Linked DNA regions of Homo sapiens: region 2 is linked to region 1. A link is a contact called in ENCODE Hi-C or POLR2A ChIA-PET data. All regions are on one chromosome and are shown on one strand. Each heading gives the region's core, a stretch centred on a gene start or an enhancer-like site at or near the end of the contact. The rest is flanking DNA. Distances are from core to core; before and after follow the strand shown.

Region 1 (4,107 bases), core at 215-2,714:
ACAGGCTTGTCATGAAAGCCTCACTACTTCACGGAACTTAAACAAGTGTGTGCTGTCACGTTCCAATGCTGCTTATCGTGGCTAAGCCACTTAAACCTCAGGTATTAATAGAAGAGTTACTACATGTTTTGTATGGGTTTTTGCATGTTTGAAACTCATTTTGAATTATCTTGAGTATTTAGGCTTTATTTAAAATGAAAGACTATTAAATCACCTTGTGGCTAACCTTTTATCCCCTCCATAAGCCTTTACATCATTTACTGTCTGGAGTCTCTGAAATGCTCCATATTAACAATGTTTAAGAATTAGATTAGATTAGCCGGGCGCGCTGGCCCACGCCTGTAATACCAGCACTTTGGGAGGCCGAGGCAGTGGATCACCTGAGGTCAGGAGTTCGAGACCAGCCTGGCCAACATGGTAAAACCCTGTCTCTACTAAAAATACAAAAATTAGCCAGGCGTGCTGGCGCACGCCTGTAATCCCAGCTAGTGGGCAGGCTGAGGCAGGAGAATTGCTTGAACCAGGGAGGCAGAGGTTGCAGTGAGCCGAGATTGTGCAACTGCACTCCAGCCTATGCAACAAGAGTGAAACTCTGTCTCAAAAAAAAAAAAAAAAAAAAAAAAGAATTAGATTAGATTATGTACAAAAGTGCAGATAAGGCTATGAAGAAATGCACCCCAGTATTAACTGTGGTTAATTCTGGGTAAGTGGATTCTGGGCAACCTTTTTCTTCGTATTTTCCCTCCAATTTTAAACCTTTTCATTAGCATGTATTAATTTTATAATTTTAAAAGTGTTTTTAAATGATAGAAAATTTAAATTTTTGATATTGTGTAAATTGCAATTATGTAAAAAATAATATGTATATTAATAGGACTAAAAGAGATGTGCCAAAACATTAACAGAGTATTTTTCTGGGTGGTAGTGCAATGGATGATTTTTATTCCTTCCTTTTGCTAATCTGTATTTTCTTAGAATATATTTGTATATTCTTTATTCTTTTCATAATGGAAAAGTTAATTTTCTTTTTAATAAAGTAAATCGAATTCTGCCAGGATGTCCTGGGTACAGAGCTCTTCTTTTCACAGATGTTTCCTGCAATGTAAAGAGTTCTTTGAATTTAAATATTCAGATTTAATCTTTTCATTCTTGGGACAGTTTTGTAACTGCCCAATAGGGTTCACCTTGCCCACTGCCTAGACAGAGATGATTCATCAAGATAGGGGAATTGCAATAGAGAAAGAGTAATTCACGCAGAACTGGCTGTACGGGAGACCCGAGTTTTATCATTTCTCAAATCAGTCTCCTCAAGTATTCTGGGGTCAGAGTTTTTAAGGATAATTTGGTGGTGGGGGGCAATGAGTTAGGAGTGCTCATTGGTTGGGTCAGAGATAAAATCATAGGAAGTCGAAGATGTCTTCTTGCGCTGAGTCAGTTCCTGAGTGGGGACCACAAGATCAGACGAGCCAGTTACCAATCTGGGTGGTGCCAGCTGATTCACCAAATGCAGGAACTGCGAAATATCCTAAGCACTGATCTTAGGTTTTACAATAGTGATATTATCCCCAGGAGCAATTTGGGGAGGGTCAGAATCTGTCTCCAGCTGCATGACTCTTAAACCATAATTTCTAATTTTTTGACTAATTTGTTAGTCCTATAATACAAAGGCAGTCTAGTCCCCAGGCAAGAAGGGGGTTTGTTTTGAAAGGGATGCTATCTTTGTTTCAAACAATAAACTATAAACTAAATTCCTCCTAAAGTTAGCTCAGCCTACACCCAGGAATGAACAAGGGCAGCTTGGAGGTTAGAAGCAAGATGGAGTGGGTTAGCTCAGAACTCTGTCACTGTTTCAGTTATAATTTTGCAATGGCAGTTTCGGTTTTTCTTAATTATGCCTTTGATTATTTGTTCTAGTCTAATGGTTGTTGCTTCTTACTCAGGAACACCCTCTGTTCTTGGGTTGATCTCTGGTTTCTATACTTTTATATCTATCATCTTCTCTCTCATTTTTCATCACTTTATCATTTTTCTCTTTATCTGGGAGAGCTTTGCAAGTTTATCCTCCACATCAGTGCCCAAAGGACAGCCTCCCTCATCCTGGAAATGGGATTATAAGAAACTCATACCTGTTTAGAGGAGAAATTGAGAAACAGTCTGTGAATGCAGCCCAATTGAATGATGTAAAAGAAGTGAGGGTTGTTAGTGACATCCAAGAACCCTGGGAGCATGTGTCTGGGATTGCTGCTTGAACTCAAACCATGGGCCTGACCAGTTAGGATAGCGTGGCAGGACAGGCCAACACGAGGGCCCAGGAGCCAGCTGGGAACCCCATCTCCCTCCTAGGGAGGGGAGGCCACAGGGGAAAGAGAGTCACAGGACGGATCTGCTGGGACCAGCCCTGATGCACAGATGCTAATACACACAGAAAGAGTTGTTTCCAGAGTTCCAGCACCACAGCTCCTCCCTCCAGGAGGAGCTCTTTTTTGAGAAAGAGTCTTGTTCTGTTGCCCAGGCTGGAGTGCAGTGGCTTCATCTTGGCTTACTGCAACCTCCACCTCCTAGGTTCAAGTGATTCTCCTGCTGATACAGAATGGCTGGGTTCCAGCTAAACCCTACCCTCAAGCCTGGAACCTTGGCCCTAAGTGAAAGCAGCTGACCCTGCAGGTCTGGGTTCCCAGCTAAACTCCACCCTCAAGCCTGGAACCTCGGCCCTGCGTGAAAACAGCTGACCCCATTTTTCTGCCCAAATGATTGCCTTTTTGGCCTGCCACGCCCCTATGCTGTGCCCATAAAAAGACTTCAGCTGAAAGAACAACACAAGCGGCTGATGCAAGTGGTCAGGGCTGCAAGCTGCTGAGTATCAGGGATACATGCGGCTGAGCGTCGGCGACTACGGATAGACATAGTTAACTTCAGATGGTGTGGCTTCAGGGAAAGATCACCTTCCCGCACCATCTCCCTTCCAATTCCCTGTCCTGCTGAGAGCCACTTTTACTGCCCAGTAAAATCCTTCACATACTACCCTTCAAATAGTTCATATGACCTGATTCTTCCTGGACACCAAACAAGAACTTGGGTGTCAAAAAGGGCAGGTGCAGGAGGCTGTCACCCTGACCCTTCACCAAGTTGTTAACACTTAGCCATCCATGAACTGCAGGGTGAATGAGATGAGCGACTCCAGTTCCTGCCCATGAAGGGGGTCAAGGGAAAAATTTCACCTCAGTGCCTCAGCCTCCTGAGTAGCTGGGACTACAGATGTGTGCCACCACGCCCGGCTAATTTTTGTATTTTTAGTAGAGACAAGATTTCACCACATTGACCAGGCTGGTCTCGAACTCCTGGCCTTAAGCGATCCACCCGCCTCTGCCTCCCAAAGTGCTGGGAATACAGGCATGAGCTACTGCACCCTGTCTGTTGCATGGCTTTTGAGGTCTTTGTCATAAATTCTTTCCCTAGGTCAATGTATTATTAAAAAGTCAAAAGGCAACAGATGTTGGTGAGGATGCAGAGAAAAGGGAACACATACGCTATTGGTGGGAATGTAAATTGGTACAACCTCCATGGAAAACAGTATGGAGATTTCTGAAAGAACTAAAACTAGAGCTACCATTTGACCTAGCACTCCCACTACTGGGTATCTACCCAAAGGGAAATGAATCGTTATATGACAAAGATACCTGCACTCGTACGTTTATTGCAGCATTATTTACAATAACAAAGTCATGGAATTAACCTAAGTGTCCATCAGCAGATGATGGGGTAAAGAAAATGTGGTATACATACACCATGGAATACTACTCAACCATAAAAAAGAAAGAAAGAATGTCTTTTGCACCAATATGGATGGAACTGGAGGCCATGATCCTACCTAAAATAATTCAGAAACAGAGAGTCAAATACCACATTCTCACTTATAAGTGGGAGCTAAACAATGTGTACACATGGACATACAGAGTGGAATAATAGACACTGGAGACTCCACAAGGTGGGAGGGTGGAAGGGGGTTGAGGGATGAAAAAGTACCTGTTGGATACCATTTACATTATTCGGGTGATGGTTACACTAAAAGTCCAGGCTTCATCGCTATGCAACATATTCATGTAACAA
Region 2 (4,151 bases), core at 1,652-4,151, 450 kb before region 1:
GATCCCCCATGGATAGAGTTTGTCATTTAAAATGTCTTCAAATCTATTACATGTAATTTGGCATTAAACCAAAATGTTATTATGTAAGCAGACAGAACTGAAACAGAGTAGTGGAGCATATGCATTTGTTTTTAGTGAAGCAAATGTTCCTCACTGGAGGAAGGAACACATTCCACATTTTGCAAAGGAACTGAGATTTTAACGGACCCAAGAAAGGAAAAGAACCACAAACAGATGATGCTGTATTATGTTTTGATATTGAGATGTATGCAAATGGGTAGTCCATCACACATAAAGCAAGAAAGTGCCAACATCAAAACTTACAAATGAGTAGCAGAGGCTTGCAAGAAATTCCAGAGACAATAGAATAGCACTATTGAAAAATACTGCATCATCAATACCCTTGACAACACAGAGTAGGATATTATACAGAAAAACAGCAGAATCAGCAACTAACTGAGTGGAGAAACAGTAGGAATGCCTTAACCAATGTAGCTTAAATTTTTTCATGTTTGCACAAGAGTAATATATAATAAGAATGTTTTTAAAGTCTAAAAGTTCTTTTAAAACAAAATAGACCCGGGCGCGGTGGCTCATGCCTGTAATCCCAGCACTTTGGGAGGCCAAGGCAGGCAGATCACATGAGGTCAGGAGTTCAAGACCAACCTGGCCAACATGGCAAAACCCCGTCTCTACTAAAAATACAAAAATTAGCCAGGTGTGATGGCGCATGCCTGTAATCCTAGCTATTCAGGAGGCTGAGGCATGAGAATTGCTTGAACCCAGGAGGCGGAGATTGCGGTTAGCCAAGATCACACCACTGCACTCCAGCCTGGGTGATAGAGTGAGACTCTGTCTCAGAAAAAAAAAAAAGAAAAAGAAAAAGAAAAAAAAAAAGAAATTCTAAGTGATAAAGCATTGTGTAACAGTTTGAGGCTGGGCACAGTGGCTCATGCCTGTAATCTCACACTTTGGGAGACCGATTGGGAAGATTGCTTGAGCCCAGGAGTTGGAGACCAGCCAGAGCGACATAGTGGGACCTTCTCTCTACAAAAACATTTAAAAATTAGCCAGGTACAGTGGTGCACCCCTGTAGTCCCAGCTATTTGGGAGGTGGCAAGAGGATCTCTCGAGCCTAGAAGTTGGAGGTGGCAGTGAGTAGTCATCTTGCCACTGCACTCCAGCCTGGGTGTCAAAGGGAGACTCCCCTCTCTAGAAAATAATAAAAAAAAAAGTTTGACAGTTTTCTTGCTTGTGCTACATAAAATAATGGTACATATTACAATTGAAGGCATCTTATAATAGAAATGCCCTTTCCTGTTCCCTTTTAAGGCTGACCCAGTGCTTTAAGAGGCTGATACAGAAGGGTAAAGTTAAGTCTCCACAAAATCCAGGGAAGAGACTGTGAAACTCATCTTAGAACCTTGTATGGAGTCACAGCTGAACTAGGAAAAAAAAAAAAAAAAAAAAAAGGAAAGAAAGGCATTCCAGAGATAAAGAATAGACTAAGGAGAGGAGATATTTGAAGCCATAATGATTGAGAATATGTCAGACTTGAAATGAATCTTCAGTTCCCTCAACAAGACAAATAAAACTAACTCCATACCTAGATACATGGTAGAAAAACTAAAGAATTCTGCTGACCAAGGTATTAAAAGTAACTAAAGAGAAGTGGTGTGAAGAAAGCAAGAGAGAAACAACAAATCCTGTCCATCCTGTAACAATTGAAAATTTCTGGCTGGGCGTGGTGGCTCACGCCTGTAATCCCAGCACTTTGAGAGGCCGAGGCAGGTGGATCACCTCAGGTCAGGTGTTCAAGACCAGCCTGGCCAACATGGTGAAACCCCGTCTCTACTAAAAAAAAATAATAATAATAATACAAAAATTAGCCGGGGGTGGTGGTAGGCACCTGTAATCCCAGATACTCGGGAGGCTGAGGCAGGAGACTCACTTGAACCTGGGAGGCGGAGGTTGCAATGAGCTGAGATCGCGCCACTGTACTCCAGCCTGGATGACAGAGCAGGACTCCATCTCAAAAAGAAAGGAAAAGAAAAGAAAAAATATTAAATGTGTACGCTCTTTGACTCAGCTGTATTACTTCAAGGAGTTGATATCACCAAAATTGCCTAAGTGCTCAAAGGTGTTTGTAGTTAAACAACAGGAGATTGATAAATTATGTTATATACATGTGATGCTATGTTTTAAAGAGGTACTGATATGATAAAAGATGTACGTGGCATAAAATTAAATGTACTTTATTAAGTACTTTTCCAAGTGTTTACGGAATGAGTGCATTTTTGAAAAAAAAAAAGTGTATTCGAACTTTTAAAAAAGCTTTAAAAGCTTTATACAATGAACGATTGAGTGATTATAAGAGCTGGCGGGGGAATGTTAAGAGGATGATAGGGAGCTAAGTTTAACAGAACAATTCACCTCTTTATCTTGTGACACCTACGAGCGCATCAATTCTGTAATTGAAAAATAAAGTGCATATTTGCAGCAGCTGTACTCTCTTCAGGCTGCAAGGAGGCTTTTCCTCCCGGTAGGCTTGATTTGCATTTCACTTTCACTTTCGTGGCTGGAAACTTTCTACCCACGTAGTGGGAGGCTGAGGAGCCACCATAAAGCTGGGGCTTGACGAGCCGGGACCGGGACCCGATCTCCACATATGCCCGGACTTGTTCTGCGGCCGGGTTCAGGAGTCAAAGAGGCGGGGAGACCTGCGCGACGCTGCCCCGCCCTGCGCCCGCTTCCTCCAATGTATGCTCTAGGGGGCGGGCCTCGCGGGGAGCATGGACACGATTGGCCCTAAAGTCTTCCCCGCAAGGCCGTGGGCTGGACAGCGTGGTGACGTCGCAACGCGGCGCAGGGTGAGAGCGCGCGCTTGCGGACGCGGCGGCATTAAACGGTTGCAGGCGTAGCAGAGTGGTCGTTGTCTTTCTAGGTCTCAGCCGGTCGTCGCGACGTTCGCCCGCTCGCTCTGAGGCTCCTGAAGCCGAAACCAGCTAGACTTTCCTCCTTCCCGCCTGCCTGTAGCGGCGTTGTTGCCACTCCGCCACCATGTTCGAGGCGCGCCTGGTCCAGGGCTCCATCCTCAAGAAGGTGTTGGAGGCACTCAAGGACCTCATCAACGAGGCCTGCTGGGATATTAGCTCCAGCGGTGTAAACCTGCAGAGCATGGACTCGTCCCACGTCTCTTTGGTGCAGCTCACCCTGCGGTCTGAGGGCTTCGACACCTACCGCTGCGACCGCAACCTGGCCATGGGCGTGAACCTCACCAGGTGAGCCTCGCGGCCCCGGGAAGCCGGCCCCGGCCCGCCTGCACCTCCGGTGCTTGGCGGGAGCGCTTTCGAGCCTAGCCCTCATTGGCTGGCGTGGGCCATCCGCGCCTTCTCATTGGCCTGCCACGCAGTGGGGTGGGGCCCAGCTGAGCGCGCGGTTCGGAAAAGCCCGCGCTGGCTGCTGCGCGAACCTGCTTTTTCGCGCCAAAGTCACAAAGCGGGTGGTGGCGGGAAAATCAAGGGTTTTTCCGCAGTGCCAGGAACACTGTTCCAGGGCTCTTTGCTCACTAAATCCTGTTGGCCTTGAATGGACGCTTTAGCTGTGGCTTTCTTGTTTCTGAGACGGTCTCGGTGTGTTGCCCGGGCTGGTCTCCAACTTCTGGGCTCAAGCGATCCTCCCGGCTCAGTCGCGGTTGACTTTAAATGCTTTATAATGCCCTTGCGAGAAATGTGGCAGCCTGTCATCCTACTTAGTGGCAGGAGATTGTTTCTATCCAGAAGGGACACTGCTGGTGGTATTTTAGTATAAATACTGCCAGATGCGTCCCAAAACGTCTGCATTAATAATGGCATCCTCCAGCAGTCCGCTTACCCTCCACCAGTTCTGAGACGGCCTGATGGGTGAGAGTGGTAACCCCTTCTAACCGCGTTCGAAATACAGCCCTTCAGCAGACGGCGTTGATTTTAAAGCATGTGTCTCCTGTCTTCTAGTATGTCCAAAATACTAAAATGCGCCGGCAATGAAGATATCATTACACTAAGGGCCGAAGATAACGCGGATACCTTGGCGCTAGTATTTGAAGCACCAAGTAAGTCGTACCTTTTTACCGAGTCACGAAGCTACAGAAAATCAAAACTCTGTGTCAGTAT

The links. A loop is a pair of places that touch in the nucleus more often than their neighbours do. ChIA-PET counts read pairs that join two places held with the same protein, here RNA polymerase II (POLR2A). Pooled maps may share reads with other maps.
Region 2: a pooled map shows a loop between it and region 1 (5-fold over the local background). The contact joins the promoter of PCNA here to the enhancer-like site in region 1. A Hi-C loop is called at or near these places in 3 of 50 pooled maps. POLR2A ChIA-PET finds 5 or more read pairs at or near these places in 4 of 52 experiments (CD4-positive, alpha-beta T cell, T-cell, activated CD4-positive, alpha-beta memory T cell and 1 more).

The regions. Positions count from the first base shown.
Region 1 is chr20:4,663,493-4,667,599 of GRCh38, reverse strand. No RefSeq gene overlaps it. Among named protein-coding and RNA genes, the nearest start is that of PRNP, 21 kb to the left of the region's middle. RefSeq lists a silencer at 1,239-1,440. Within about 2 kb of position 1,464, at least 10 of the 41 ENCODE cell types and tissues checked have a DNase peak (open chromatin) inside an H3K27ac peak, as active enhancers do; they include CD4-positive, alpha-beta T cell, where a contact is called at or near this core.
Region 2 is chr20:5,118,708-5,122,858 of GRCh38, reverse strand. PCNA (proliferating cell nuclear antigen) reads left to right here and starts at 2,901. Exons shown (of 6, transcript NM_182649.2): 1 at 2,901-3,281; 2 at 3,993-4,090. The coding sequence starts at 3,061. PCNA-AS1 (PCNA antisense RNA 1) reads right to left here and starts at 3,273. Exons shown (of 1, transcript NR_028370.1): 1 at 2,890-3,273. It overlaps LOC124900464 (small nucleolar RNA SNORA26), which reads left to right and starts at 1,320; the gene lies at 1,320-1,442. RefSeq lists enhancers at 2,368-2,817, 2,948-3,117, 2,566-3,446, 3,558-3,707, 3,447-4,151 and a silencer at 3,308-3,367.